2 separate regions of the Homo sapiens genome follow, and region 2 is linked to region 1. The links are chromatin loops, found by intact Hi-C in ENCODE. Cell type or tissue: B cell. All regions are shown on one strand. Links, peaks and the distances in the headings refer to the core of each region. The heading gives the core; the rest is flanking DNA.

Region 1 (16,349 bases), core at 4,524-8,523:
CAATGTTGCATGTATCAATACTTCATTCCTTTTTATGGATGAATATTCCATTGTATGGATTTGTCACATTTATCAATTTATCAGTTGATGAAAATTTGAGTTATTTCTGCCTTTTGACTATTGTGCATATAGGGCTGCTATAAACATTTGTGTATATGTATTTGAGTCTGTTTTTAATTCTTTTGTATAAGGCATTAATCTTATTCCTCAGTCTTTGGGTCATAAAATATACAGGCTGAGCCAGCTTACTTGAATCATGGCAGTTCACGGTTGGAACCAACACATTTTGCTTGCTGCTAAGCAATTCTCTGCATTATAATGATTTAAGTCACAATCCCAAAGATAATACATGGGTCCCCTTTTGCCTGACTGGTGCTTTGTTACAGGAATCCTAGTTCAGCATCTTGTACCTACGGTGTAAAATGTTAGAATCTCAGCCATCTTATCATAATTGCTCATGGGGAAAAACAATCTTTGTACTACTCTGCTCATCAGCAGATCTTAGTTATGTATCCCCAGACCCTAGCATCCCTGTCCCTTGCCTCATCTGCCCTCTCTCTGCTCAGAGCATCTGGACTCATGGCTGCTGCCTGTGTTTGATTTAGAACTAATGGTCCAGGGCCACCAGTGACTGTGGAGCTGTTAACATGTGACTCCCTGAGCACGGGGTATATGTCTTGGAGATACCCAATCGTGAACTTATTATTAGATATGCTCTATTTGCAGTGTCTAGATTGGTCCTTTGTCTGGAAATGCGTCTCTGTATTCCTCAATGTAGCTCTTGATAGACTTGAGGAGGAAAGGAACTTTGCTGTTATGCCAACTGGAACTTTAACCTATAGAGAGAATAAATTGGGGCAGCAAAGGAAGGAGGGCCAACAATGATCAGAGATGTCAGATTAAAGCAAGCATACCATTTTGCCACTGTCTAGCACTCTGAAACAATGGGTATTTATTGTTTTAGATGGGTTCTCCCAGAAGGCAGAGCCTCAGGGATGAAGGCTTGGGTGCAGGAATGTCATCCCGGAAGAGTAGAATAAGGAGAGCAAGAGGAACAAAATATGGAAAGAGAGGAGGAACCCCAGGAGGTGTGCTTTTGTGCTGATTACAGCTGTGGGCAATTTAAGCCAAATCCCACTGGCTACCCTTGTAGGAACCACACAGAATGTGCTTCAGAATTCTCTACCCCAGACACAGGTAATGGGATTATCATCTCCTGGCACCCATCTCCCATTGATCAAGGGCTGCCCCAAGGTGGGAGGTAGGTGGGGTTAACTCTCTCTTGCATGCCTAGATTTGCACTTGTATGTGGCTGAACAGTTGCTGTGGACTTTCCAAACAGGCTTCTGTAGAAGAGTCCCAGGTCAGAAGGTAGGAGGTAAATAGCACAGCCAAGGCCTCATGCTGTCTGTGTACCAATAGTTGGCTCAGCAGCCAGGAGTTAAAATGTGGATTGAGAGGTGTAAGGCAGGACACACAATGTGTCCAGCACGTGTAATTTCCACATTTTTTCATCTCTCTGTTTGTCGCTGCTTATAGCCACCTCCTGTATCTAAACCTAAATCAAAGTTTTAGGAATATCCCCAAATGATAGCGTTCTATTATGGAACGTATTCTCAGCCTGGCTCTGGGTGAAGGTCATGTTTTTGTCCCCAACTCCATAACTTCTCTTTTGCTCTTCCCGTATCAGTTTTGATGGAATTAGGCCAGTTGATCCGTTAGACTTAAAGTCACTAAGTCTGTTAAAGCTGTAGGAATCCAATTAGATTTTAACACAAGATGAAACTCTTAAAAAATGAATAATTTGGACTCTTCAGCAGGTAGTAGAGTCTCTGGGGACAGGAAGAAATGAGAAAAAAACTCTCATGTACTACCATGCAAGGAGTGATAAGAGTTTAATTTTCTTCTTCATGTGCTCTAACGTCTGTTATGACAGTGACATGCTGGGTCAGAAGCCATAGTAGGAGCTTTTGTGTTTTATGTAAAGCCCAACAACTTTTCTTTTGCATTTCCTGTAAGGATCACCCTGTCTTCCTCCCTGTATTAACACAGAGCCAACTTGCTCAGGTATTGACACCTGTTAGCCAATGCCACTTCTGTAATAAGCCCAGAAGCTCTTTGCTGAGCCAGTATTTGCACTGGTGAATTGATGGAAACTGCATTCTTAGAGCTCACACATTAGGGATACTCCAGGGTTCTATGATCATAGGGCTGAGATACTTCAAGAGAAGTCCTAAGTCTTAGCTAAGGTGATATGGAGACATCATTCCTTAATCAAAACAGCGAAATCATCCACCATTATGTATACAGACCTTAAGTGTGTGTGTCATTTTAACTTTGAATCTTTACCCACCAGTCTTTAGCTCTAAAGTTCCAAGGCCCATTCATCAAGCGTAGGCTTGCTGCTCGAGTTTCTGCATCATCTCCCTGATGTAAAGCATATCTATTATGTATTACCTGTAATTTCCTGTTTTGATTTGTTTAAAGAAGAGGGCAGCCTGATTACAGAACGCTTCTAGGTTTTTAGAGATAGTTTTTACTCTTTTTTAGTTGTCATGCCTGTACCTAATTCAATGGCTGTTTTTAGCAGCTCACTTTTATTGATATTTTTCAAATTATACAGCTTAGTTTCATAAAGACAATTATTTTCATACTTTTATTGGTTTCTTTGTTATTTAAATTGTGTAATTAAAATAATAAGTACAGCAGCACAAATACAGTAGGGACTAAATACCGTTGGCTGTTAGTAAATACCCAGCTCAGCTGGTGGGGGCAGAGTGTGCAGGCATAACTAGAGAAAGGCTTTGAGTCAGCACTAGAATGCATCAGTCAGTAGGTTTTGGAAGAAATGTGGTGGGACATCCAATTAGTTGGTTAAATTGAGGATATTGAAAGCATCTACTACAGCTTTTCTAACTCTGCTACCTGAAATCCTGAGATGGGGCAACACAAATATCTTCTCATTTAAAATAGCCTAAGCCTCGCCTGGGTTGTTTCTAATGGCTCCATCCACACACTTTCTGCAGATTTCAGTGACTGGAATGACAGCAGCCTAGTGCCTAAACCACAAATACTGCTAAAGATCCCCTGTCTTGAATTCATTGGTAAAAATGGAGAGATCTGAGAGTGAGTCAGGCGCTTTCCTTTGTGCTTCAGAAATTAGTAGAAAAATAAGTAAATAAAAATAAGTAAATGAATCTTGTTGGCTCTGTTTACTCAAGTCCTGTGTCTGGATTCAGGATTCTTAAAAGTCCAAGACAGGATCTAAACATATTTGTGTTTTAAAAATAAGCCTAGGCCAGGTGCGGTGGCTCATGCCTATAATCCCAACACTTTGGGAGGCCGAGGCGGTGGATCACCCGAGGTCGGGAGTTTGAGACCAGCCTGACCAACATGGAGAAACCCCGTCTCTACTAAAAATACAAAATTAGCTGGGCGTGGTGGCACATGCCTGTAATCCCAGCTACAGGGGAGGCTGAGGCAAGAAAATCGCTTGAACCTAGGAGGCGGAGGTTGTGGTGAGCCGAGATCACGCCATTGCACTCCAGCCTGGGCTACAAGAGCGAAACTCCGTCTCAAAAACAACAAAACAACAACAACAACAACAACAAGAAGCCTAACTTAGTGTTAGCATAAGCCTGTGAGCCTACAGTTTATTTCTGCTTTGGCAAAAGTGCCTTACTGGGAATTAGGGAGGGGTTAAATCTAGGTATATAAGACACCTGTGTATGTGTTCCATACTTATAAAAAGCACAGGAGAAAAGAAGAAGCCAAATATCAAGAGCTTCTAAGGTCCTGGCCAAATACAGTGTTTTTAGGAAAATTGCCTCATGGACGCACGACTTATAAGGTTTCTGTAGCCTCCTGTGGCTATCACTGTAGGTGGGTTAGTAAGGTGCTATCTAGCCAGACTTCCTGTGTTATTAGCAAATCTTGCATTTTTATCTTAACTTCATCAGCAATACCAAGCTTGGAATAGTAATTAGTGGGATTTATTCCACAGCTCCTGTAGGAGTCTGCACGCCGCTTGGGCATGTTGATGATGTCGTGATTTAATTTTTTTAGCATGAAACATTTGGAAACACAAGTAGGCGTGCCCTTTTGAGCTTGGCATTTTTGTGCCTGAGCATTTGGGAAGGAGATAATGATCTCTTAGTAGACAGGAGTGCTCTGTCAGAGATTAGTTATTGATTTTAAGAAAAATCAAATTTGCTTCTTGAAATGTTCTCAGAATGACATTGGACTTCCCATCCCATGGCTGGTTTGACCCACTGGTAGGAGACAGATGTTTAAATATAAAATAGGAGCCCTTGTCCCCATGTTCCAGAGTGATCATTTATAGAATTCCTCAGCACGCACTCGCCTTTTGTTCTATGATTCATTACTGGCATAAAGTATCTTCTGGGTCGATTACAATGAGACGTGAGAAGAAATAGAGCATAGAATAAATCATGAAAAGCCCATCTTCAGGGCAGTAGTAATATAATTTTATGATGAAAATTATCCAGTTGAAATGATCCATTCCATGTAGACCTAAGTAAATTGTATGCAAATAACAATTTAATACCTGACTATGACCCTGAGGAGAAAGCTTATTGAAACCCATTCTTCTAATTTGCTTGTCATTCTCTGTGTCTGCATGAGCCTTAGGTGGTACCAGGCATCTGGCTTGCCTGGCTGTTGTCTGTAATTTCTAATTCAGGAACTAGTCTCTCCCATCCCTAACCTGTTGACCTCAACTCCATATTGCTCTATGCTTTGCTCACTTCCACCTCTGCCACACTGTCCATCTTGCTCAAACACACCAAGTGAACTCTCACCCCAGGGCCTTTGTGCTCTGTTGAGATTCTATGTAGAATGCTCTTACCCAGATAGCCTGGCTCACTCCTTTACTTCGTTGACATCTTTAATCAAATGTTACCTTCTCATGAAGCGTTCTCTGGCCACCTACCTAAAATTGGAAAGCCTCCTCAAGTTTTTTTTCTTTTTTTCTATCCCTGCTTCATATTTCACCTATTTGTCTTTTTAGGGGGTGGTGGGTGGGGAGGAACTCTTTCTCTCACCAGGATGCCATTTCTGTGAGGACAGGAATATTTGTTTTGCTTATTGTTGTACTTTGTTCCTGAGAGCAGTGCCTGGCACATAGTAAATGTTTATTAAATACTTGCTGAATCTCTGAATAATGTGAGTCAGTTGATGTTGTGCCAGGTTGCTTTTTGGACATTTCATGTTTGTGTATGATAAGTGTGGTGGTATGTATGTCTTTTCCAGACTCTTCTGCCTGTTTGGAAAAGGAGAAGAGATAATAATGAATCAGTGTTGATATTTTTAAAATTAGGTTTTCAGGGAAGAGGCAGTGGTTTAACCGGTGATAAAAATTGAGGTTGGGGGGATTTATTGCTCTTTATTTACTGCATTCATAGCTTTTGCAAGGTGAGGCCATGTATCAAATTCAACAGAATACACCATGGCTGGTTAGATACCATCTCTGGCCTGAGAAAGGCCATCCTTGAGGGGAAGCAGTAAGCTGTGGAGACAGATGATTCCTGAGTAATGCACATTAAATGCTATGCGGGGTGTAGTCTACATTTTGTTTTTGACATCTGTATACATACTGCCCATCAAACATTACTCCTGTTATTAGGAATAGTTAATTAAAAACCATATAAACAATTTAAAGTATTAGCTCCATGTGGTTTAGCTCTAATGAGCTTATTGTTTAAGTATCTGAGAATTAGTATGCTATATTGGCCTTTGATATTAAAAAGTAATTTTTTTCGAAGATGCTAACTCAGCTCCCAGTTATGGTGTTCCATAGAGAGTTGTGGTGACTTTTTTGGACCTCAGTTGAAGAGAGCTGAGTGACTTACCTCAAGTGAGGCTGTGAATCCTCATGTCCTCATCACCTTCCAAGGCCCTACCACCTAATAGCATCACTTTGGGGTTAGGATTTCAATATATGAGGTTTTTTTTTTTTTTTTTTTTTTTTTTTTTGACAGAGTCTTGCTCTGTCGCCCAGGCTGGAGTGCCGTCTCGTGATCTCGGCTCACTGCAGGCTCCGCCTCCCGGGTTCACGCCATTCTCCTGTTTCAGTCTCCCAAGTAGCTGGGACTACAGGCTGCCGCCACCACGCCCGGCTAATTTTTTTGTATTCTTAGTAAAGACGGGGTTTCACCGTGTTAGCCAGGATGGTCTCGATCTCCTGACCTCATGATCCGCCCACCTCAGCCTCCCAAAGTGCTGGGATTACAGGCTTGAGCCACAGTGCCCGGCCACAATATATGAGCTTTTTTAGCGGGGAGGGGACACAAATATTTAGACCGTAATATGCACATATATGTATGTGTTTGTATGTGTGCGTATTTCCATTGTGGTTTTGTTAATATTTGTATCTGGTTGGATGAGTTCTTCCCTTTTGCTCACATTTTCAAAATTAACTTGATCTTTCATGAAGCTTTATTCTTCTATTTACGTATTAGAATAAATTTGTTGAGTTGCTCAAAAAATCCTGCCGGAATTTTTATTACAATAATTATAAAGCTAATTAGAGAGAACTGACATCTTTACAACATTAAGTTGTCTCATCCATTTACCTGATATGTGTATTTCCATTTTCTCAATTCTGCATTGATTTCTTTTCATGGATTAAATTTTTTTTTTTCCTCTATAAAGGTCTCATATACTCCCTATTGGGTTAATACTTGTACATCATAGTTTTTATTACTATTGTGAATGATATCTTATTTTCTATTTTCTGATTGGTTATCGTTGATATGAAGGAATGCTATTGGTTTTTCTAAATTCATCATATATCTGGCAACATTGTGAGACCCATTGATTTTTTTTTTTTTTTGAAATAAAACAGTCACATCTACAGTGATTGTTTTCTAGTCCTATTTTGTTGGCTAGTGCTTCCAGGAAACAGTGGTAGTGGAATTCTTGTTTCTAATATTAAAAGGAATGAAGCTAATTTGTTAAAACTTAAATATGACTTAAATATGATGGTTACTGTAATTTTTTGCTTTGTAACCTAATTAAGAAAATTTCTTTTTATTCCTTGTTTTCAGATTTTTTCTCTATTAAAATGGCAATTCAGCATTTAAAGGTCTCTGTGTTATGTTACTTACTATATATATATATATATATATATATATATATATATATATATATATATATATATAATTTGGGGATCTGTAATTCTAGGAATATAGCACACAGTTGCCCTACTTTCAGAGGTGTGTTGTGTGTTTATGATGATAGGTGGTTAAATTGAAGTTTTGGGTAAGAAGAAAGATAAAAATGTGTAACAGTTATCAGCTTTCCTCCTTTCTATCAACTATTTTAAAGTGTGCCCTGTGTTAATACTATTTTGGATGATGAGGTCTTTATTTAATTGTGAAGGCCCAGCTGAAGGGGCTGAATCTCTAATCAGGTGTTTTCTGAGTTGAGTCTTGAATGAGATTTATAATTTGGGCCTGAGTTTTGAATGATTCATTTACCTTTTGGGAGCTGTAGACTTTAGATCTATAAAAGGAAAGGACTAGCCTAGACTTATGTCTTGAGATTCCATCTAGCTCTAAAATTGCATAGTTCCAAAGCATGAGAAATGCAGTGAATTGAGCTTTGTCAGCAGAAAGACAATTTTTCATGTTTTCAAAATAAAGCATCCAAAAGGAGTCTTGGTACTTGGAATTGCAAGGCCCCAAGCAAATGGTGTGGATGGAGGATGCAAAGTGGAGAAGGTGGAAGGTTTTGAAGTCACACTTGACACTTCTGGGTGGATCTGTGGAAAGTGGAGAAAAAAGGGTGGTGTGCGATAAGGGGGTCAGATGCCCAAGGACAGTGCTTTCAGTTGACTTGGGACCTTCAGGTTTGCCCTGGAGACTGGCTAGGGATTCCAGAGCAGTTGAATTAACTGTTAAGGAAGAGTCAGCAGGATTTATTGGCAGGGGGGTAGAGGAGGGGGGTTAGATGATTGGTGGATGGGAGGAGTTGAAAATGATGGGGGAAAAAAGCGCAGAAAATGTCAAGTTTTGTTTCCCACTATTTGCAGGAAATGAAATATATGCATTTGCTTGTGACAATTTTTCAGAAATCTGGCATTTGCGTGCATACTCATAGATTCAGGACAGTGTGTTTAGAAGCAGGCTAGAGACTTCGTCTCTGGAAGAACCACGATTTTTCATTTGCACACACATTTGCATGCATTTATATTGCCATTTGAGAGGGTATTGGTATAAAGTTAGTGAAAAATGTTTAAGATATATTAAAGATTTGAAGATGGCAATGGAAGAAATTTTCTATGCCTGGTTACTTAATGTTGAAACTCGTATTTCTGGATGAAAACAGGAATTTGGAAAAGTAGAGAGAGCTGGAACAAATTTGAAAAGCTAATCATGGAAATGAACTTGGAAAATTTCCCAGTTTTAAGAATCTTACTTCTACTTTAGGTCTGTTTAAGCTTGAAAGAATAGACAACTAAAAAACAAAAAGCAATGCAAATGAGGAGGTCAATATGAAGCAATTAAGCAAAATACTGGAATAGATTCATTTAAAAAGCAGTTCACATTTTATTCGGAGGTTGACTATCAGGAAAGTGAAATTCCAGCTAATTTTAAGGCCCTCAATATACTGTTTTAAAAATTGTTACGCTTTTTCTTTTTGTTGATTTTGAAGTATATTTACTTTTAGAGGAAAAGGATTTTTATCCTTAGCTTTCACATATTTAGATATGGCACAATTTTTTTAGAGGAAGAGAAGAAATATAATCAAATGATTTTAGTTGGTTAAATTTGTTTTTCAAAATACATTACCAGACTTGTTTGATTTTTTTCTGTTTGCCTTGGGCTATTTTTTTCTGAAATATAGTATCTTTTTTTCCTCCTTGCTGTGAAGGAATTCAAGGAAGTGAGGAAAATATGTTCCAAAGTAAATGTCATTTGAATGTTGTTACAATTAGTGGACGCTCAGAAATTTTTCACATCAGAAAAATTTTCTACAGTAGAAGTGGTTGTGTCAAATGTCTATTTGAAATCTTAAACCCCCTTCCCTCCCTTGCCTCCTTTTAATTCTAGCTCAACAATTACAAACTTTTGATACATGTCTTAAGAGGTTTTGAGGACCAGCTGATCTTTTCTATTTGGAACTTTGTTTATCGCAAGTATTAAGGGAAACTTTCCATTAGTTTAAATACTAATTATTTTTTTGGGTAACCCATGTAGATTGGATTAATTTATAGGGAACTTTGCTTTCTCTAACAGGTGGGTTTCTGAAAATGTGAAATCATATTTTAAGAGCATTTTTTTTCTCCGAAGCAAGTGGTTTTTTAGTAATTAGGATGACTGTCTTTTAAAGTTAAGGAAGCCTTAAGACTGTGACTACTTAAGATACCAAGGACCAAAATGGCCATATAGTTCATTCAGGAACCACTTAACAACCATTCCCCTATAATGAGGCTTGAAGACCTCATTTTATTAATTTATTAATGATAGTATTCATTGCATACTTTATGACACATGCTTTATGTGTCTTTTCTCATATCATTCTCCAACAACCCAATGAAGTAGGTAATATTAAACTTTAGAATGGAAGACACCTACATTTTCTAGGTTACACAGCTTGCAAGTGTTGGAGCCCAGATTTGAACTCAGGCAGTTGACTTGAGAAGGTGTGCTCTTAATCACTCCCCACACTGTCCATAGTACTGGGTGGGTACAGGGCCTGTGGATGGTCCAGTGCTTGTTGCCCTAAGCTTTCTCACACTAGGCTTCTATCTCCCAGGCTTGTTACCCGATTACCTTGATTGGACAGATTCTTTCTAGTGATTCCTCTCCTTTTCCAAGCACCCCTTTCCCAAATGGCAGTTTTGGCCAGTAGATTCAAAGCATATGTGTGTTTTGTCTTCTCTTTGCAACCTTGGGAAATTTAGGAATCATTCAATGAGAATGTAGGGAAAGACCAAGAGGCCTGTGTGATTATGTGCAGATGCCTGGACAGGCTCTGAGCATCAGCACTTGGTCTCACCTGCTCCCACACTCTTTTTTGCTGTCCCGCATCATCAGCCAGGTGCTTACGAAGCAAGGGGACATAAGGAGTAGCCAGATGAACACTGATGGCTGTGTGAGGGACGATTCTCCTAAGCAAAGGATGAAGAAACTTGCTCTCGACTCCGAATTTTCCACAGATGGCACACTTGGTGTTTCTAGTTGCCCCCATTGAAGTAAATATTTGGAACAAAAACCTGCCATGTTGTTTCTCAGACTCTGTTAATATTTTAAATTAATAGCGAAGATAGGCTTTTATGACATGGAGGCATAATTTTGAAACAAAACCTGGAGATTGTAGACAGGTTGCCTTTTGGAAACACAGCCTGCTCATTTATAGTGCTTGCAATTTGCTGCCTTTTCTCACTTGTTCTTGTAATGACTGATTACCTGTGGGATTTATGAAGGGTAAGACTTTTTTGCTCATGTTTATCCTGAAAGAAGGCATGGATGTGAATTACACTGTGAAAATCCCCAGTTAATGGAAAATTAAAGGTTTTTTGACTCAAAGTTACTGCTTGTAAATTCAAATGACAGCCATTAAGTAATTACGATCATGGTTTTAGACATCCACCGTGGAATAATTTTGCTCTTGGGTGAATCTGATTTATTGCCATTCATGGTGATACTGCTACAGGCAAAGGTGTCTATTGCCAGAGCTGTCTTCCTCACTGATTTCTGAAGAGTCCTCATTTCTACTCAGAATTAGAAGAGAGAGAGAGTGTGTGTGTGTGTGTGTGTGTGTGTGTGTGTGCGTGTGCGTGTGCGTGTTTTCCCTACAATCTTGATATTTAATGGCTGACCCTGTAAGTATTTAATTATGTTTTGGGCTTCTGACCAGTCTGACCTTGTAGAAAATAAGAAGGTCAGTGACTCAGCGACTGCTTATGATTTTGTGCTAAGCAACTTCTTAACATTTTAAAAATCCATAAGGTTTTCATTGTTCAAGTTTTCAGTGATATTAAGAAACAAACTTTGTCCATGCAGCTTCTGCATGTCAGGCACTGTGCTAAGTATTGTATATGCATAATCTAATTTAAACTTCATGGTGACTTTTAAGGGTCAATATTATTATTTCTCTTTTTAAAGATTAGGAAATTGATGTTTAATGAGAAAACTTAAATAACTCACCCCAGATCACATGGCAAGAGCAGGGGTTTGGTAGGGGAGGAGTGGGGGGATAGAGGTGTGTGTATGAAGAATGAAACTTATCTGTCTGGCTTCAAAGCCCAGGGAAAAATCTGCCTTTTCCTGGACTGGAATAAGCCTCGCTGACAGTCAAAATATATTTCAGTGGACTCTTAATACTTAGGCAAATTTACTGTTATTAAAGAAATATCCTCTTTCTCCCTCTACTCTCCAAGTGAAAAGATTGAAGCTGAAAGTAGGTGATTATTATATGGTTATTTCCTATCTTTATCTGCATTCCAATTCATTATGTCCAAGTCAAATCCAGAGAATCTTTACAATCTGCGGTATTTCAAGGTAAACCCAAACTCTGATTTCTACCCTGGCTCTCGCCCCACTCCTTCATCCCCTGGTGATCTGTAAAACGATGGATCATTAACATTTAACAGTTTTTAGAGCTGTGCCTGTTAGCCGAGGCCTGAGGCTAAGACTACCTAGGGTATCCAGACTGTTGGGTTGCTATGTAGTGTGCTGCCTTGCCTGTCTAGCTTCCCAAAGCCTACTCAGGCTTCAGGCCCATCACCCTTGGAACATCCTGCCGTGATGAGATGAGCTCACTTCTTTGACATTTTCTGGCTGTATTGCCAAATTAGCCCCTGTTATGCACCATCTTGTAAGTGTGCATCTGTGTATGTTTCCCTCCGTCTGTCTCTGTATATGTGCATCTTACATCCCCAGCAATATTATAGGTATCTATGGTGAAAAACTGTCTCATACATTTTGTTTTCTTCCTGACACTACACAGTAGATATTTTCCTAGGCACATAGTAGGTATTCAGTAAATGTTTGAACTGTAGGAACTAGATGATTTCCACATTATCTAACTTGCCTTTTCTCAAGCTGAGATGAAGTATAGGAACAATTAGAATGTAAATTTTATGCAAAATTAAAATGTTTTCAATAGGGAATACATACGTATAGTTCAAAGTGAAAGAATATAAAAAGTAGACAGTGAAAAAATCTCCCCTCTTCACTGTTTCTATCCTCTCATTCCCTGCTTCTCCACAAATAAGCAGCCACTTTATAGTTTTATATGTATCCTTCCACAGTATGTTTGTTTTAAACAAATAATTTTCAACAAGCTAAATAACAAAAATACTTATTTACCTCATGTTGGAAAAGCTATATTTTGCATACTATAGATCAATTATGTGCCTTCCTTCACTTAACTGTATAGCTGAGAGATATTTCCAGATCAATTCATAGAGACCTCTCTCATTATTCTCTTACAGCTTGGTAGTATTCCATTACATAGATGTACCATAATTTATTTAACCTGTCCCATGCTGACGGACATTTGGGTTGTTTTCTGTCCTTTGCCATCAGGCATAGTGCTGCGGTGACTAACAGGGACATATAGCATTTCACCCAGCTGCAGGTATGTCTGGAGGATACATTCCCAGACACGGGATTGCTGGAGCCAGGGGGAGATGTGTTTGTATCTGTGATGGGTCTGCTGATTGCTGTTCTCAGGGTTTTGCCACCTTTTTTACCTCCACAAACTCGTTTCTCTGTGGCCCTGTTGACAGATTGTGTACTCAGACTTTTGAATTTTTGCCAATCTGATGAGTGAAAGATGGTTATCTAAAGTAGTTTGAATTTACATTTATCTTCTGAGTACAGTTGAACATATTTTCCTATGTGTTAAAAGCCATTTATATTTCTTTTTTTGTAAGCTGTCTTCATACCTTGGCCCATTTTAATAATTATTTCCAGCTCTACATTTTTCCTAGTTTATAGTTGGGCTTTGCTGGTGGTCGTAGTGGGGTATTTTGTTGGTCTGTTTGTTTCCTTTGCAGAAATTTCCAGTTTTTAGGTGATCAAATTTATCAAGCTTTTCTTTTTTCTTTTCTTTTTTTTTTTTTGAGACGGAGTTTCGCTCTTGTTGCCCAGGCTGGAGTGCAATGGCACGATCTCGGCTCACTGCAACCTCCGCCTCCTGGGTTCAAGTGATTCTCCTGCCTCAGCCTCCTGAGTAGCTGCGATTACAGGCATGTGCCACCATGCCTGGCTAATTTTGTACTTTTAGTAGAGATGGGGTTTCTCCATGTTGGTCAGGCTGGTCTTGAACTCCTGACCTCAGGTGATCTGCCCGCCTTGGCCTCCCAAAGTGCTGGGATTACAGGTGTGAGCCACCGCACCCGGCTAAGCTTTTGTGGTATAGCTTTTGGATTTCAAAGTGTTAGGCCCATGGTTATGTGTTTTCTTCTAGTACTGTTTGTTTTTCTTAAATCTTTGATCCATTCGAGATCTGTGATCTGAGAGATGAATCCAGCTTTGTTATTCAGATGGCTTCCCAGTTATCCCAACATTTACTGAAAAATTCATCTCCACTAAGTTGAGATGCCATCTTTATCATAAACTAGATTGTAATTTGGATTATATATTACCACAGGATGAAATGTAAACACTGGACTAACAAATGAGGAATACTTGGTGGACAGCTTAGTTCGTGCATATAGATGACATTATTAAGCACTTAATAAATTAAACAATTGTGATGTGCCAGGCCTTGGGGATATAAAGATGAGCATGAAAGCATCTCTTAAGAAAGTAACTGGATAATCAATATAATCTTGATGCAGTGGAATAAGAGCAGCAGAGAGGCCGAGAAAGCCAGGGAGATGCTTCACAGAGCAGAGAACACCATGCTGAGTTTGAAGGTTCAGCAGAGGCTGACCAGCCACAGAGGAAGGGCATTCTAGGAACAGGAAATAATAGGTAGAGAGGCAGAGCTCCATGAGCGTCCATGGTGTGTGGGTCGGGGACGGTGGGGGGCAGGATTTTGAATAGCTGTTCATGGCCATAGCGTAGGACAGGAAGCACAATTGGAGATGAAACCAGAAGGGCAGCTAAGGAAGGGCAGTTCAGTGAGTATCTGTGGGATTTGGGCATGCAGTGTTGTTATACCTCCTTCATACCTTCAGCTCCCTAAAGAGAGGAAGGGGAAAGATGAAGAGGTCCAAAATGAATAGAAGCCAACACTTAGTTGTGTTCTGCAGGTCAGTTGTTGAGTTTTGACACCTGTTGCTTATTCTAGAGTGCTCCAAGCTCCCGAAGCCGAAGTCTCACTTTGCTCCCACATGGAACACCCAATTCTGCGTCTCCCTGTAGCCAGAGACACCTCAGTGTGGGGGCCCCCGGTGTTGTCACAATCACGCATCACAAGTCGCCTGCAGCCGCCCGAAGAGCCAAGAGTCAGTATTCCGGCCAGCTTCACGAAGTCAGAGAGGTAGGCTTTGCTCTCCTACTAGGTTAAGCAGCCCCGGGGAGTTGGGGGCTGTGACAGTCGCTCTGCCGACTCCTCTTCCTTTGCGCCGTCTTGATTTATGGAGAGAGGACCAGCAGCAAACCTCCCAGCCACACGGCTGTGACGGTCCTTCCTGGTTTAAAAAAAGTTAATTGTTCCTATTTCTTAGGTTAAGTGAATTGTTAGGAGACTACTCTGAGAACTCGGAAAGCAGAGAAAGCAAGCCTACAAAAATATGGATGTAAATGAAGTACAGTTAAATCCACGCTCATAGCAAAGACTAGGCCAAACCTCATGGATAATAAGAAAATAACTTTGGGTGTTTTGAAACTCAGGAAGTGCTAGACATAACGCAGATACCCCCTGTTTTCTGCCCTGCTTCACTTTCTTTCTCTCCTCTCCTGCTTCCCCTCATAGACACACTCCAAGGGGAGGGTTGGGTAGTGAAAAGAATACTGTCCTTGAAGTCAGAAGACTTGTTTAAGAGCAAGTCTTCTGACAGCCCCGAACCTCAGTTTCTACACCTGTAAAATGGAAATAAAACAGGCTTTGCCAGCCTTCTCTGGGGAAATAGGATCATTTGTGACAATGAAAACTCTTTAATTGTGCCTTATAAAAGTGAGGCGAGGTTATGTTTAAATTTCGCTTTTGATGCACTGAGAAGTCATCAGTTTGGGGATCCCAGATCCTTAGTATCCCTGTCATCCTCTGCAGCTGTTATAGAGAACAGACTCTCAAATAAATGATGGTGGTTTTGGTTGCCTACTTCCTTTGAGTGCTGAGGTTTTTTGCTCTGCAGCTTACTTGGGTACAGACCAGTTTGCTTTCCTCTTAGAGAAAGTGGCAGGGCTCTTCCTCCGTGTCACACAGAATGAGACTCCTCGACTAGGGTCTTGCCGCTGCTTGAGTTAGCATGCGTCTGGCTTTAGTTTTTAAATGTCACAAGCCAGGTAGTGCTCTGTTAGCTGACTATCTTGGTTCTGAATCTGGCCCAGGAAGGACAGTCTGAAATCCGAATCAAATCTGTAGATGCATATGAAAGACAATTTTTTTTTCTTGAAAGATTTTACATGTATATACTGTGTCTTGCCTAATAAAGAAAAAGTAGAGAGTCAGAATTCTATTGGAATTTTCAGGTAGAATGCTTACTTTGAAATAGTCACCCTGATGTGTTAAAAAGGAAAAACTGGGCCGGGCCTGGTGGCCCATGCCTGTAATCCCAGCACTTTGGGAGGCCAAGGTGGGTGGATCACTTGAGGTCAGGAGTTCGAGAGCAGCCTGGCCAACATGGTGAAACTCCATCTCTACTAATAACACAAAAATTAGCTGGGCATGGTGGCGCGTGACTGTAGTCCCAGCTACTTAGGAGGCTAAGGCAGGATAATCGCTTGATCCTAGGAGCGGGAGGCTGCATTGAGCCAAGATAGCCCCAGTGCACTCCAGCCTGGGCAGCAGAGTGAGACTGTGTCTCAGAAAAAAGAAAAAGAAAAAGTAGCTATTAGCTTAATTGTGTTACGTTAGTTGATATGATGAATGATTGTGCACAGGTTTATATTTCTTTTCATTTTCTTAGCACCTTTTCAAAACATTGTATAATGGAAAATTTTCAAATATATGCAAAATAGAATAGTAATGCAACCCTATATCCATCACCTTACTTTAACAATTCCAACTTTCCATTGTTCTTGTTTTATCTGTTTTTATTTCCCCCACCACTTTATTTTTCCTGCTAGAGTATTTTAAAGAATAGTTAAGTTTTATAAAAAGTTCCTGTTAGATAAATACCATTACATTAACTGGCAGTGATAAAATGACACAACACTTAACTATGATACCATCATTTCACTTTTATGTAGACCTCATCGCAG
Region 2 (16,349 bases), core at 6,260-10,259, 1.8 Mb after region 1:
TGCAACCTCTGTCTACTGGGTTCAAGAGATTCTCCTGCCTCAGTACCCTGAGTAGCTGGACTACAGGCGCCTGCCATCACGCCCGGCTAATTTTTTGTATTTTTAGTAGAGACAGGGTTTCACCAAGTTAGCCAGGATGGTCTCGATCTCCTGACCTCGTGATCTGCCCACCTCGGCCTCCCAAAGTGCTGGGATTACAGGGGTGAGCCACCGTGCCCGGCCTTTGTCCACTTTTTAATGGGATTGTTTGTTTTTCCCTTGTAAATTTGTTTATATTCCTTATAGATGCTGGATGTTAGGCCTTTGTCAGATGAATAATTTGCAAATATTAACTTAAACATAGTTTTAAAATGTCTGACCTTTGTTTTGCCACTTGTTCATTCTTATAGAGAAAGATTTGTGGTATTTTTGTTTGTTTGGTTGGTTTTTGGCATTGGGATTAGAGGCGGGTTTTATGAGACCATTTAAAAAATCATTTAGTAAATATGGAGAAAAATGGAAAAGTTTACTATTAATAGGCTTTGCTTTTGTTCCACAAGTAGAGGTAGAGGAAGGGACCAGAGAGGTATTTTTGTTTTTGTTTGTTTGTTTGGCTTCATCTGGCAGCAGAAAATTTTTCTGCAGAACCCTTCTTTCATTGTGTGTTGGTAGCCCTGAGTTAGGCAGGCAGCTCAACCCTGTTTCCCTGGCATGCTGCCCTTTCCTGGAGGCAACTGTGGCACTTCCATTGGTGCCATATACAAATACAGTATGTGCCGTCCTGGTCCCTGCTTCCTCTAGCCTTGGAAACCTGTAGCATGTCCCAGGGCCGGTTGAGATTGACATGTCTCTCACTCACTTTCCTCCTCACACTCCACCTCAGTTCTAGGCACGCTTGCTACAAATTAGGAATGACAATGACAGCCTTAGGTTCAATATTCTTCCACTTACCATCTGCAGGCAGGAGGTAGGGCACAAATCAGTTTTTTTCTTTCAAATTAGCGTCATTTGAATCACAGGTGGATTTTGGGGGTCATCAAGCTTTATAGAATGCTAGAGATACATCATTATGGGACAAAAATATCACTGAAAACATTTAATAAAAAAGAAAACAGCATTTACCCATATCTCCCTTGGGGAGATGAATCTGGATGTTGAGAAAGAATACTTTGATGATCTGGTTGAAGTGGGGATTGAGTGCACAAGGAACCTACTCAGGTCAAACAAGATCACCACAACAGCTCGTGGCATAGCGGGAGCTCCTATTAACTGTTGAGTAGCATGTCCAAGTTGAAAGATGGGAAGACTAAGACTCCATATTGCCCTTCATTAGCTCTCCAATCCCCTGCCCCTTTCAGACAACCCCTCATGGCCTTTATATATAAATGCTTATCAGATATTAAAGAATATGGAGTTGAAAGGGCACCAAATAATCAAACTGCCAAGGGTTATCAGGTGTTTTGGTCTGGGCCTTATCTGCATTCCGTATTGCAAAACTTCCTTAAAGTTTCTGGCCTGTGGCTGAGACCATTTCTCTAGTTACCAGGGCTGTTACAGTCTCCCAGCTCTTCTGTTTATATTCACGTAGACTTTCAGTAGATATCTGAAGATTTAAGCATGTGATTTTTTAGGTTGCCACACTATTTGGACCCATCTATTTCCAAGTTTTAAAAATCTTGGCTTTCAAAAAAATCTTGACTTTCATATATAAAACTTCACACACTTTTCTGATCAAAAAATAAATTTGTGTAGTTAAGCTGAATTTCTAGGGACATGATATAGCTGAAAAGTTTTATGCAGGTGGTCAGTATCTTAGGCAGAAGTTTTAGGTGTGACTTGACTTTGATGTTCCCAGATATTTTATGCTCTATCACAAAGGTTTAAAATCACCCAAGGTGGTATGATTTCAGAGTTGATTTTAATATCAAGTGCACCAAAAGCACCCAGAGAGAGCTAATGCTATACAACAACAACAGCACGAAAAGCCATTGGAATGGAACTGTGACAATTGCATGATTAATACAAATGCTGGAGGTTTGCCATCTGTAAATTTTCTACAACATTTAATCACTTTTCAAGTTAAATAAACTCAAACCATGTTTGAATTTTCTGATACTTGCACATATCAGAGTCACGCAGTTTGAATTTTTCTCAGAGCCCTTTTTGTCACAGCTGTACTCAGGATAACTTTGTCCATGGTTACATCCAATCATCCCTTGTTGTATGCCTTCCACTCTTTTGTCATGTAAACTGCTATGGTGTGAATGTTTGTGATCCTTCCAAAATTCATGTTGAAACTTAGTCATCAACGTGATAGTATTAAGAGATGGACCCTTCACAAGGTAATTAAGACATGAAGGTGGAACCCACATGAATGGGATTAGTAACGTTATAAAAGGGCTAGAGAGAATAAGCTAGACCCTCTTTTTGCCCTTTTCCATCCCTTCTGCCATCCGAGGGAAATGTTCAGTTTCTCTGGAGGACACAGAGTTCAAGGTGTTATCTTGGAAGCAGAGACTCCAGACACTGAACTCGTCAGCGCTTTGATCTTGGACATCCCAGTCTCCAGATCTTTGAGAAACAAATGTATGTTCTTTATAAATTACGTAGTCCTCAGATGTCTTTTCATAGCAGCAGGAATGCTAATACATTGACCCTTCTGTCATATCCTCAGGAGCCTCTCTTCCTCCAGGTGGGGGCTGTGCTCAGCTTCGGGTGCCATGAGACCTGGCAGACCCAACTCACTGCCCCTTCTCTAGGCAATTTGTCCCCCATTGTGCTAAAGGGCAGCTTCACCCAGCCTCTCCTGCTTGAAAGAAGCTGCTGCCTTTTCCACATCTGAGGGCTCACATAATAGGTGGCACTAATTCACCCAGTGGGAAGATTGAGAGAACAGCCTGGAGGGGAGGTTGATGAGAGGACACAGGAGCCTTCTGGCTTCATTTAACCTCTCAAAAATCAGGAGCAAATTTCTTCCTACTAGAAGCAATGCATTTGAGGTGACACTTTTAGATATGATAAGATTGTCTTTTGAATGTTAACACAACAACAGGTCATTGTTGAAGGCTTCCTAAAATAGAAAAGTTTGTATGTGTATGGTAGGGGATAATGAAAGAAATTCATATTATAATAAAAGTTAAAAGACAAATATGAATAATAGAGTCTTTACAAAGTTATTTGTTCTCATTAATATATCTAAGCATTAAAGATCTGAAATTATCAGGTTATTAGCACCCCAAGGGAAAGAATTATGCCTCAGGAAATTCAATTAATAAACAAGCCCCCTGGGTATATTTAGACTTTGTTAGAAATACACATACATATATTAGGTATCAAGTGCAGAATAAAGCAGACTGTCAGATCTAATTTATTATAAAAATGTACACTACTTTTGAAGAAAGGAAATTAAAACACACATATACACATTTGGAAGCTTGAAACCAGTGTTTTTTATTTGACGTTAAGTCTTTGATTGATATGTTTATCCTTTTATCATTTTCCCCTATCTTGCACCTTTTTAGCATTCCTTCTCTGACAGGGAACCAATTGCAGAATACATCGTCTTTTACTTAGTCATACAATCCAGAAATTTAGGAATTAGTCTAGACTTTAAGCCATCCTTCCTTCTTCCTTTCGTCAGTTACCAAAGCTTGCCTATTTTAGTTACAAACAGCTGTCAAATCCACCCATCACATCCTCGCCTCTGTTGCCTTTGTTCAGTTCTGTTTCAGTCTTTGTTCAGATGATCAACACAAATATTAAGTGAGCTCTTTGCTTTTAGTTTTGCTCCATTCAAGGTCAATGTCATTTACATGTGATAGCCAATTACTCTTCTAAAACAAAATGTGACTTTTTCCTATGCCTTAAGCCTTTAAATAGCTTCTTACTGGCACACAGAGATAACAAACTGCTGAGAATGGTGCAACATGGTTTGACCCCTCCAAGCTTTCCCATCTGATATGGTTTGGCTCTTTGTCCTCACCCAAATCTCATCTTGAATTGTACTCCCATAATTCCCATGCATTGTGGGAGGGACCTGGTGGGAGATAATTGAATCATGGGGCAATTTCCCCCATATTGTTCTCATGGTAGTGAATAAGTCTCACAAGATCTGATGGTTTAAAAAGGGAAAACCCATTTCACTTGGCTCTCATTCTCTCTTCTTTTTGCCTGCCGCCATCCATGTAAGACATGACTTGCTCCTCCTTGCCTTCTGCCATGATTGTGAGGCCTCCCTAGCCATGTGGAACTGTAAGTCCATTAAACTTCTTTTTCTTCCCAGTCTTGGGTATGTCTTTATCAGCAGTGTGAAAACAGGCTAACACAGTAAAATGGTACCAGCAGAATGGGGCATTGCTGAAAAGATACCCAAAAATGTGGAAGCAACTTTGGAACTGCATAACAGGCAGAGGTTGGAACAGTTTGGAGGGCTCAGAAGAAGACAGGAAATGCAGGAATGTTTAGAACTGTCTAGAGACTTGTTGAATGGCTTTGTCAAAAATTCTGATAGTGATGTAACAATAAGGTCCAGGCTGAGGTGGTCTCAGATGGAGATGAGGAACTTGTTGGGAGCTGGAGCAGAGGTAACTCTTGTTATGTTTTAGCAAAGAGACTGGTAGCATTTTGCCCCTGCCATGGAGATTTGTGGAACCTTGAACTTGAGGGAGATGATTTAGGGTATCTGGCGGAAGAAATTTCGAAGCAGCAAAACCTTTAAGAGGTGTCTTGGATGCTGTTAAAGGCAATCAGTTTTATAAGGGAAGCAGAGCATAAAAGTTTGGAAAGTTTGCAGCCTAACAATGCAGTAGTAAAGACAATCCCATTTTCTGAGGAGAAATTCAAGCAGGCTGCAGAAATTTGCATAAGTAACAAGCTGAATGTTAATCCTCAAGACAATGGGGAAAATATCTCCAGAGCTTGTCAGAGGTCTTCACAGCAGCCCCTCCCATCATGGGCTCGGAGGCCTAGGAAGAAAAAATGGTTTCATGTGTCAGGCCATGGGTCCCTGTGCTGGGTGCAGCCTAGGGACTTGGTGCCCTGTGTCTCAACCTCTCCAGCCGTGGCTGAAAGGGGCCAGTGTAGACCTTGGGCCATAGCTTCAGAGGGTGCAAGCCTCAAGCCTTGGCAGCTTCCACATGGTGTTGAGCCATCGAGTGCACAGAAGTCAAGAATTGAGGTTTGGTAACCTCCACCTAGATTTCAGAAGATATCTGGAAACGCCTGGATGCCCAGGAAGAAGTTTGCTGTAGGGGCAGGGTCCTCATGGAGAACTTCTGGTGGGGCAGTGCAGAAGAGAAATGTGGGGTGGGAGCCCCCACACAGAGTCCCTGCTGGGGCACCACCAAGTGGAGCTGTGAGAAGAGGGCCACCATCCTCCAGACCCCAGAATGATAGATCCATGGAGAGCTTGCACTATACACCTGGAAAAGCTGCAGACACTCAATGCCAGCCAGTGAAAGCACCCGGTAGGAAGACTATACCTTGCGAAGCCACAGGGGTGGAGCTGCCCAAGACCATGGGAATGCACCTCCTGCATCAGTGTGACCTGGATATGAGACATGGAGTCAAAGGAGATCATTTCGGACCTTTAAGATTTGACTGTGCTGCTAGATTTTGGACTTGCATGGGGCCTGTAGCCCCTTTGTTTTGGCCAGTTCCTCCCATTTGGAATGGCTGTATCTACCCAATGCCTGTACCCCCATCGTATCTAGGAAGTAACTAACTTGCTTTTGATTTTATAGGCTTATAGGCAGAAGGGACTTGCCTTGTCTCAGATGAGACTTTGGACTGTGGACTTTTGAGTTAATGCTGAAATGAATTAAGACTCTGGGTGATGGTTGGGAAGGCACGATTGGTTTTGAAATGTGAGGACATGAGATTTGGGAGGGGGTCTGGGGCAGAATGATATGGTATGGCTCTGTGTCCCCACCCAAATCTCATCTTGAATTGTTCTCTCATAATTCCCATGCATTGTGGGAGGGACTCAGTGGGAGATAATTGAATCATGGGGTGGTTTCCCCCATACCATTCTCATGATAGTGAACAAGTCTCATGAGATCTGATGGTTTGATAAGGGGAAACCCGTTTTGCTTGGCTCTCATTCTCTCTTCTCTTTGCCTACCACCATCCATTAAGACAAGACTTGCTCCTCCTTGCCTTCCACCATGATTGTGAGGCCTCCCTAGCTACGTGGAACTGTAAGTCCATTAAACTTCTTTTTCTTCCCAGTTTCAGGTATGTCTTTATCAACAGCATGAAAACAGGCTAACATACCATCTCGACTCTCATTACCACTCTCTTGTGGTATTTACTCACATCATGCTTGACTGATTTAAGTTGCCTATATGTATTTTATTCTCACTCAGATCTTGCTCCTTTACCTGGGTAGGTCCTACTCACTCTACCCATATGAAGCAATGTCTCCAGCAGGAGTTCTTCCCAGACTTCCTCCAGGCTGGGTTAGAATCCTCTCTTATAGCCTCCAAAAGCACTATGTGATTCTCTCTCTCATAGTAGTTGTCTTACTATAGCAGATCAATATACTTTCATTGGTAGAACCAGGTTAGGGTTAACATTTTATTTCTCTTTAAACCCCTGGATATAACACCAAGCCTGGCATATTGCAAAAACTCATTAACTTAGGGCTCTGCTCTAGCTGTTCACTCTGCCTTTATTGGTTTCCCCCAATAGCTGCATGGCTCCCCACTCAGTTCCTTCAAATCGTTGTGTATCTGTTACCTTCTCAATGAGACCAACCCTGACAGAGAGAAAGGGACCGATGTTATAAATCCAGTTGTAATCTAACCCCAAAGCTTAAACATATAAGGCAAACAAGAAAAAAACTATGTGATGTCACTGAGAAATATCTTTAAATGTACTAATAAAGTCTAATAGCAGAGCAAACGAGTAATTCAGTCTGAACTATAGAAATGCAAAAATATATTATCTTTAAAACATAATAAATAACATGATCTAATACAGTTTTCAAAATTCAATTATCTCAAGAGATTCCAGAAAAGTGGTTTAAATTTAACTCTAATTACATATAAAAATAATTAATAAATCATAAAATAATTAAATTAACCTGATGAAGATATTGGCACATCAATAGGCAATATCATACCTGAATGTAAAACATTAGCGATAATTTCAATAAAACCACAGTGAAGGCAAAGATATGAAATGTTGTTTATATATATATTATATATTTATAGATATATATATTATTTATATATGTAATATATATTATTATAATACATAATATATATTGTATATTATATTATATATTATAAATTATATATTATATATAATAATCATATATTATAGATATAATATATATTATATATAATAATATAATATATATTATATATTTATAGATCTAATATATATTATATATTTATAGATATAATATATATTATATATTTATAGATATAATACATATTATATATTTATAGATGTAATATATATTATATATTTATAGATATATATTATATATTTTATAGATATAGATATATATTATATATTTATATTTAAATCTATATATTATATATCATATAATATATATTATATATTATATAACAATTATATATTATACAGTATTATATATCTATAAATATATATATTTTATATATATTATATATATATATTATATATATATATATATAGTTAGAGACAGGATCTTGCTATGTTGCCCAAGCTGGAATGCAGTGGCCAGTCACCCATGATCATAGTGATCATAGTGAGCTACAGGTTTGTATTCCTGGGCTCAAGCAATCCTCCTGCCTTAGACTACCAAGTAGCTGGGACTATAGGTGCATGCCACCACACTTGGTTTCATTAATAGTTTTAATGTTCTGGCAATTATAACCAAAACAATAGATAATGTAATCAAAATAAAAATTATAATTGGAAGATAAAATATTAGGGACAATAATGTTGAATATATAACATTTATTGAGTCAATGGAGGGGTAAAAAATAAAGATTCAGAAACACATGTAAAAATAAAAAAAAATTCTCCTTAAATACCAAAAATAAATTGGTAGAAAATGTAATAGAAAATAATCACCTCAAAATAGCAACAAAATATAAAATAGTTAAAAATAATTGTAGCCAAATGTGTGCTAGACTTTTATGGAAAAAAAAAAACACTGTAAAAATATTAACAGAAATGTTAAAAAGTGAAGGGAGTACTATTTTTTGAAAGATCAAAAATTATGTGTCAATATTATTCTTAGAATGTTAATTATTTTTAAATGTATTTATATGACATCACTTAGAAGGTATTTTGAAACTTGAAATTATAATTCTAATTTTACTCCAGAAAAATTAGAGACAAATGAGAATGGCTCTGTTTAAAAAATGAACTCTTAAGGATTTATATTTAATAGGATATGGCCACTAAAGTATCTTAGAAAGTTTTAATAATGAAATGTCATAAGCATTGAGAGGAAAATTTACGAAACAAAATAATACCACTTAGATACAGTTGCTAATGTACACAAGAAGTTAATACACACTTAATAAGGTATATACATCAGCATGAAAGAGGTTTATTTAATAAATATTTTTCAGGGCCGGGCGCGGTGGCTCACGCCTGTAATCCTAGCACTTTGGGAGGCTGAGGCGGGTGGAGCACGAGGTCAGGAGATCAAGACCATCCTGGCTAAGGTGGTGAAACCCCGTCTCTACTAAAAATACGAAAAAAAAAAATTAGCCGGGCGTGGTAGCCGGCGCCTGTAGTCCCAGCTACTTGGGAGGCTGAGGCAGGAAAATAGCGTGAACCTGGGAGGCTGAGCTTGCAGTGGGCGGAGATCGCGCCACTGCACTCCAGCCTGAGCGACAGAGCGAGACTCCTCCGTCTCAAAAAAGAAAAGGAAATATTTTTTCAGAATATTGATTTTGATGCTAGTGAAAAAAAAGCAAAACAATTAAAATTGACAATACAACACAAAATTTAGATACTGACCTTATACCAAAATAAATTCCAAAAGTAATAAAAAGCAAAATATTTAAAATCAGTCATGAAAAGTATAATGTATATATGGCTATTTAATTTACCTCTACAGGATAAAGGATACAGTTAAGTTAAAAACAATAGAAAAAAATTAAAAAATAAAAATATCCTGATTTGAATATTAAAAAGTAAATAACTTATCAAAGAAGGCATAAAGTTAAAAATTAATAACAAAAATATATAGTAAATAAGCCACAGAAATACTTAACATAATAGAGAAAAAGCTCATATCAAACACAAAAATATGGTAAATTGAAATAAAAGTAATTTTGCAAATAGTGCCACAGAACTGCTAATAAAATACAGACTGGTTAATCTCAACGGTGATCAAAGAAATCTAAATTAAAATACAATTTTTGCTTATTAAATTAGTAAAGATGAAAACATTTTAAAATGCAGCTTCAGTAGGCCATCATTGAAATATGCACCCTCATACATAACTGAGAGTAGAAAATTATGTACTCTTTTGAAAAGCAAGTAAAATATCCCTACCCTCTAACTTGGTAATTTCCCTTTTAGAAAAATCTACCCTAAGGAAAGAATCTGACATATAGATAGAGATTTATCTGTTGTTTATAACAGTGAAAATTTAGCAATAGCCTAATTGTTTAACCTTGGGGAAATAGCTAAGAAAATTATGATGCATCCATATAATGGAATATTCTATACAGAGGTCACAAAGTCAAAATGAACAGAGACCAGTCAGTTAATATAAATGAGTAAAACAGGGAGATGAAAGAAAACCTTACAGACAAACCAATATTTGATCTACATTAGAAGCTGCCATTCAGCTCTAAATATCAATAAGTTTTTTGAGAGGATACAGGCGCCTTTTTCTATAATTCCCTATTTTCTTGCAGCAGCTGGAAATCTGGCTTAGTTAATGTTAAATCAATCAACTTTTACATTACTGGCAACTAATTTAAACTTTATGTCTATAAACAAAGCAAATCTGCCCGCCCAATGTAGTGCATGGAAGATTGCTTTAAATCTTTTGTTGCACAGCTATTAAAATTAATTTTCATGGAAATCTTATTTTGAAACATGGGGGATTGCCCATAATATAATAAACAGGAGATTTAAAATTTGAAGGCTGAAAACTGCCTCCAGACAAGAATAGTGTTTATTTTGTCATCGTTGCCTGCCCAATATCCAGCACAAAGTCTGATACAGAGCAAGCAGCTGCTCAGCAAACATTCAAATGACTGTTATCAGATGGAAATACTAAGTCAGCTATAAACAAAAAGGCATAAACTGACAGAAAATATATCAATATGCCAACATTAATTGCCTCTTGTTTTCCTTACTTGAAAGGAAAATATTAGATTCATTTTATTCATTAGTATTTCATTCATTCATTTCATAAATATTTATTGAGGACCCAGAATTTACTGGGGAATGTTCTCAATAATGGAGATATAGAAGTTAAAAAGAAACGACAAAAATAAATTCCTGCTAAATGAAACTGGTATTCTAATTAGGGACAACATGCAATAAACGATATAAATAAATTAACTGTATAGTATGTTTCATACGAAGTGAGAAGACATAAGAAGTAAATGCCTTAACATTTGTACTTGAGATTTGTTTTAATCAGGTGTGTTAAGACACAGAGACATGAGGTGATTCCCATAGAGGAAGAAGTTTCTGCTCACAGATACTAAAAACAGGAGACACAGTACACCATGCTGGGCTACATGGAAGGGCACCAAGGGAAGTCAGTGGGCAGAAGGGATGAGAGAAAGTCATAAGCTACAACCTTTATTGGGGTTTCAGAGGGAAAGGTGAGGTAGGGCAGGGCAAACACCTTTGGACTGCCTAGTTTGTATAATGCAGGTGGGCTTTGCGGCATAAAGTCTGTCCCTAGCTGACTTGGACCTGACCCTAGGTTGATTGAGGGGAGAGGAAACACTGGCCTAGGTACGTAAGAGCTTGATAAAGGAGATGGTTAGGGCTGTGGGCTCTGGAATGGTTACTTTGTGCATGAAAGATGCACTCCCTGACAAGCCTTTTGCTATCCCTTAGAATTGGCTACCTTTGGGAGGGCAGTCGCTCCCTGATTAGTGACAATAGAAATGCCAGAACACCAAGAATAAAGAAAATAAGTAAAATTAAGACAGTAAAATATAGCAAAGAAAGGGGATAGAGAATGTTGGAGTGAGTGGGCTGGAATTTTAAGCAGGAATGCCAGGATAGGCCTCACTGAGAAGATGAAAAATTGTGTGAAGATCTGAAGTGGGAGAGGGAGTGACCCATTTGCATATCAAAGAAAGTTCTTTCCAGGCAGAAGGAACTGCAAGTGCAAAGGCATTGATGTGGGAATGTGTCTGGCCATTTGGAGGAATAGCAAGTAGGACAGAATGACTTGACCTGCATGAGTGCATGAGGGAAGTTGAAGGAAATAAGTCAGAGATATAATGGGGTGAGGCACAGAGGGGAGAAGAGTGAGCAAGTACTGTAGGCTGTTGTAACCCATTTTAAGGATTTTGACTTTTAGCTAACTGAATCCACAAATGTGCTTATATGTAATAAAAAATGGCCAAGTATGGTTTATCCCAGGAACATGAAGATGATAAAAGGTAGAAAATACATTAACAATTTACTGCATTAATAGACCAAAAGGAAAAAAAAAGTTATTTCATTTGATTCAGAAAAAAAGCACTTGATGGATTTTAGTACATATTTAAAACCTTAAAAAAAAGTCCTAGGAAACTATAATTAGAAGGAAACATTCTTCACTTTATAGAGGTCATGTACCAAAAATTTATAGTACACTACCCCTAGCAAAAGACGTTAAGTACATTCCCTTTAAAATTGAGAATGAGATTAGTATGCTTATTCTCACTATTAATGCTTAACATGGTCCTGGAAGTCCTGGCCAAGTGTGTAACAAAAGAAAAAGAGAAAGGAAAGTAGTAAAATTTTAAATAGAAGAAATAAAATTGTCATTATTTATGGAAGTATTATCTGCCTTAAAACATTAAAAAAGAATTATTAAATTATTAAATCTAATAAGAAAGTTCAGTAAAATTGTCATGAACAAGATTAAAAAAACAAATTACTTAAATGGAGAACTTGAAACAATACTTATATGGAGAATGTTTTAAATATCTAATAAGGCTACAAGAATACAATGGGAATCACTGGGGAGATGGTCATTATTACCCTTGGCTAAGACAACCTAATATTATAAAAATGTCAATTATATTTAAATTAACCTGTAAATTCAGTGCAATACCAAACATTTATTTCTATTTTGTTCATGACTTAATATATTTATTTTAAAATTTACATGGCTGAATAAATATCCACCATCCACCATCACTACATTAATTTTAATTTAAAAAGAGAGAAAAGAGAAATGATTTTCTTGACTGGATATTAAGATATATATTAAAAACAGTGTGGTATTGATGGGGGAAAAAAAGGCAAACTGGCCATTGAAAAGAATGAAAATGTAAAAGGCAGATATATATGGTTATGAAAATTTAATATACAATAAAGATGGCACCACCAAATCAATGAGGAAAGTATAGATTACATGAGTCCATTTTCACACTGCTATAAAGAAAATACCCGAGACTTGGTAATTTATAAACAAAGGAGGTTTAATTGATTCACATTCATTGTCTCAGGGGTGGCTCAGGAAGCTTGCAATCATGACAGAAGGGGAAACAGGAATATCTTACATAGTGGCAGGCAAGAGAGAGCTTGTGAGAGCAAGAAAAACTGCCTTATAAAACCATCAGATCTTGCGAGAATTCGCTCTCACTCTCACTCTCATGAGAATAGCATGAGGGAACTGCTCCCATGATCCAGTCACCTCCCACCAGTCCCTTCCTCGACACACAGGGATTATGGGGATTACAATTTGTGATGAGATTCGGATGGGATCACAGGGTCTAACCACATCATATTACTTGGGAAAACTCCCACAAAATCAAGAAAAAATTAAACTTTTCCCTACATATCACTATATATAAAAGGAGATCACAGGTAATTAAATACCTAAATGTGAAAAATAAATCTATAAGCTTCATGGAGGAAAATAAAAATGTAATTGTAAACTACAGGGAAGTAGTAATTCTTAAACATAACTTCAAATGTACAAACCATGGAGCACAAAAATATATGAATTATACAAAAATTAAGAATTTCTTTTCAGAAACTGATATCTTGGATAAAGTTTATAAGTGACAGAAGGTGAGAAATAATTTGCAGTTGTTTAAAACCACCAAGAAATTAATATCTAGAATATAAAATGAACTCTTAGAAAATCATAAAAAGACAGAAAAACCAAGAGAAAAATGGGCAATGGTTGTGAATAAACAGTTTAACAAAAAGGAAATCAAAAATTAAGCATATGAAGTCATATTTTAAATAATTGCTAATCAGAAAATGAAAGTTAAACCACAATGAGATATTGCTTTACATCATTAGCCTGACAAATTAGAAAGCTGAATAATGCTGCGCATTGGTGAGAATATGGACTTCTTGCACACTGCTGGGAATGTAGACTGTTGCAGCCATTACGGAGTGTGGTCTGTCATCAGTAAGGCAATTAAGAAAATGCATATTCACTCTATCATCTAGAAATTTCACTCCTTAACATATATTATAGAAATTAGTGCTAGTCATCAAATATTTCTGTCTCTCAACCTCCTAGGCGCATGATAAGATTGCACTGATTTGCTCTTCCACCTTTGAAGATAGATGTGGCCATGTGATTTACTTTGGCCGATGAAATGTGAATGGAGATATGTTTTCTTGCTACTGCTGCAGTGATAATGGAAACAATATGTTAAGATGGAGTCTCTATCAACCTGGGTCCTAGGGTGGCTATAATGAGCATATTCTCTATGTTAGTTAAGACCTATCTTGGATCTCCAGAATGAGTGAAAAATAAACTTTTGTTGTGTTAAGCCACTGAAATTACGAGATTGTTTGTTCCTGTAGCACAATTTGTAACTGATACAGTATTCCAAGGAATTTTTTAAAATAGGCACATCTTATGACCTGAATATGTATCTCCTCCAAATTCAAATCTCAAAGCCCTGCCCCTCATTGTGGTTATATTTGGGGATAGGGCTTTTGGTGGGATTTCTATCTCTCTCAATATATGCACAGAGGAAGGGACATAGGAGGACAGGGTTAGAAGGTGGCCATTTACAAGTCAGGAAGAGATCCCTCACCAGGAACCAAACTGGCTAGCATCTTCATCTTGGTGTTTTAGCCTCTGGAACTGTGAGGGAAAAAAAAAAAGTATCTGTTGTTTAAACGATCCACTCTGTGCTATTTTGTTATGGCAGACCTAGCTAACTAATACAGTGCATAAGGTGATATGTATAAGGGTTGCTTTTTTTTTTTTTTTTTAAGCTTTTTAGTAGTTGTGGGGAGCTGGAAGCAATCTGATCCTCTGTTATTGACTAAATTATGACCCTGCCCCCAAATTAGTATATGTGAAGTTCTTTTTTTTTTTATTATTATACTTTAAGTTTTAGAGTACATGTGCACAACGTGCAGGTTTGTTACATATGTATACATGTGCCATGTTGGTGTGCTGCACCCATTAACTCATCATTTAGCATTAGGTATATCTCCTAATGCTATCCCTCCCCCCTCCCCCCACCCCACAACAGTACCCGGTGTGTGATGTTCCCCTCCCTGTGTCCATGTGTTCTCATTGTTGAATTCCCACCTATGAGTGAGAACATGCGGTGTTTGGTTTTTCGTCTTTGCAATAGTTTGCTGAGAATGATGGTTTCCAGCTTCATCCATGTCCTTACAAAGGACATGAACTCATCATTTTTTATGGCTGCATAGTATTCCATGGTGTATATGTGCCACATTTTCTTAATCCAGTCTATCATTGTTGGACATTTGGGTTGTTTCCAAGTCTTTGCTATTGTGAATAGTGCTGCAATAAACATATGTGTGCATGTGTCTTTATAGCAGCATGATTTATAATCCTTTGGGTATATACCCAGTAATGGGATGGCTGGGTCAAATGGTATTTCTAGTTCTAGATCCCTGAGGAATCGCCACAACAACTTCCACAATGGTTGAACTAGATTACAGTCCCACCAACAGTGTAAAAGTGTTCCTATTTCTCCACATCCACTCCAGCACCTGTTGTTTCCTGACTTCTTTATGATCGCCATTCTAACTGGTGTGAGATGGTATCTCATTGTGGTTTTGATTTGCATTTCTCTGATGGCCAGTGATGATGAGCATTTTTTCATGTGTCTTGTGGCTGCATAAATGTCTTCTTTTGAGAAGTGTCTGTTCATATCCTTTGCCCACTTTTTGATGGGGTTGTTTGTTTTTTACCTGTAAATTTGTTTGAGTTCATTGTAGATTCTGGATATTAGCCCTTTGTCAGATGAGTAGGTTGCAAAAATTTTCTCCCATTCTATAGGTTGCCTGTTCACTCTGATGGTGGTTTCTTTTGCTGTGCAGAAGCTCTTTAGTTTAATTAGATCCCATTTGTCAATTTTGGCTTTTGTTGCCATTGCTTTTGGTGTTTTAGACATGAAGTCCTTGCCCATGCCTATGTCCTGAATGGTATTGCCTAGGTTTTCTTCTAGGGTTTTTATGGTTTTATGTCTAACATTTAAGTCTTTAATCCATCTTGAATTAATTTTTGTATAAGGTATAAGGAAGGGATCCAGTTTCAGCTTTCCACATATGGCTAGCCAGTTTTCCCAGCACCATTTATTAAATAGGGACTCCTTTCCCCATTGCTTGTTTTTGTCAGGTTTGTCAAAGATTAGATAGTTGTAGATATGCAGCATTATTTCTGAGGGCTCTGTTCTGTTCCATTGGTCTATATCTCTGTTTTGGTACCAGTACCATGCTGTTTTGGTTACTGTAGCCTTGTAGTATAGTTTGAAGTCAGGTAGCGTGATGCCTCCAGCTTTGTTCTTTTGGCTTAGGATTGACTTGGCGATGCGGGCTCTTTTTTGGTCCCATATGAACTTTAAAGTAGTTTTTTCCAGTTTTGTGAAGAAAGTCATTGGTAGCTTGATGGGGATGGCATTGAATCTATAAATTACCTTGGGCAGTATGGCCATTTTCACGATATTGATTCTTCCTACCCATGAGCATGGAATGTTCTTCCATTTGTTTGTATCCTCTTTTATTTCATTGAGCAGTGGTTTGTAGTTCTCCTTGAAGAGGTCCTTCACATCCCTTGTAAGTTGGATTCCTAGGTATTTTATTCTCTTTGAAGCAGTTGTGAATGGGAGTTCACTCATGATTTGGCTCTCTGTTTGTCTGTTGTTGGTGTATAAGAATGTTTGTGATTTTTGCACATTGATTTTGTATCTTGAGATTTTGCTGAAGTTGCTTATCAG

What was found. Peaks named below come from ENCODE experiments on the same cell type or tissue, not always from the same donor. Only the 100,000 strongest peaks of a DNase experiment are listed, where the experiment ranks them.
Region 2: a loop joins it to region 1, with 17 times the contacts of the local background. A loop is called at or near these places in 1 of 110 quality-filtered maps.

What each region holds. Positions count from the first base shown.
Region 1 is chr3:31,828,154-31,844,502 of GRCh38, reverse strand. It overlaps OSBPL10 (oxysterol binding protein like 10), which reads left to right. Exons shown (of 12, transcript NM_017784.5): 4 at 14,272-14,463. Among named protein-coding and RNA genes, the nearest start is that of OSBPL10-AS1, 130 kb to the right of the region's middle. In B cell, for the core only: no CTCF peak of the experiment used is centred there; no DNase peak of the experiment used is centred there; H3K27ac peaks cover 598 bases.
Region 2 is chr3:30,054,391-30,070,739 of GRCh38, reverse strand. No RefSeq gene overlaps it. Among named protein-coding and RNA genes, the nearest start is that of RBMS3-AS1, 130 kb to the right of the region's middle. RefSeq lists enhancers at 7,651-7,820, 11,014-11,546. In B cell, for the core only: no CTCF peak of the experiment used is centred there; no DNase peak of the experiment used is centred there.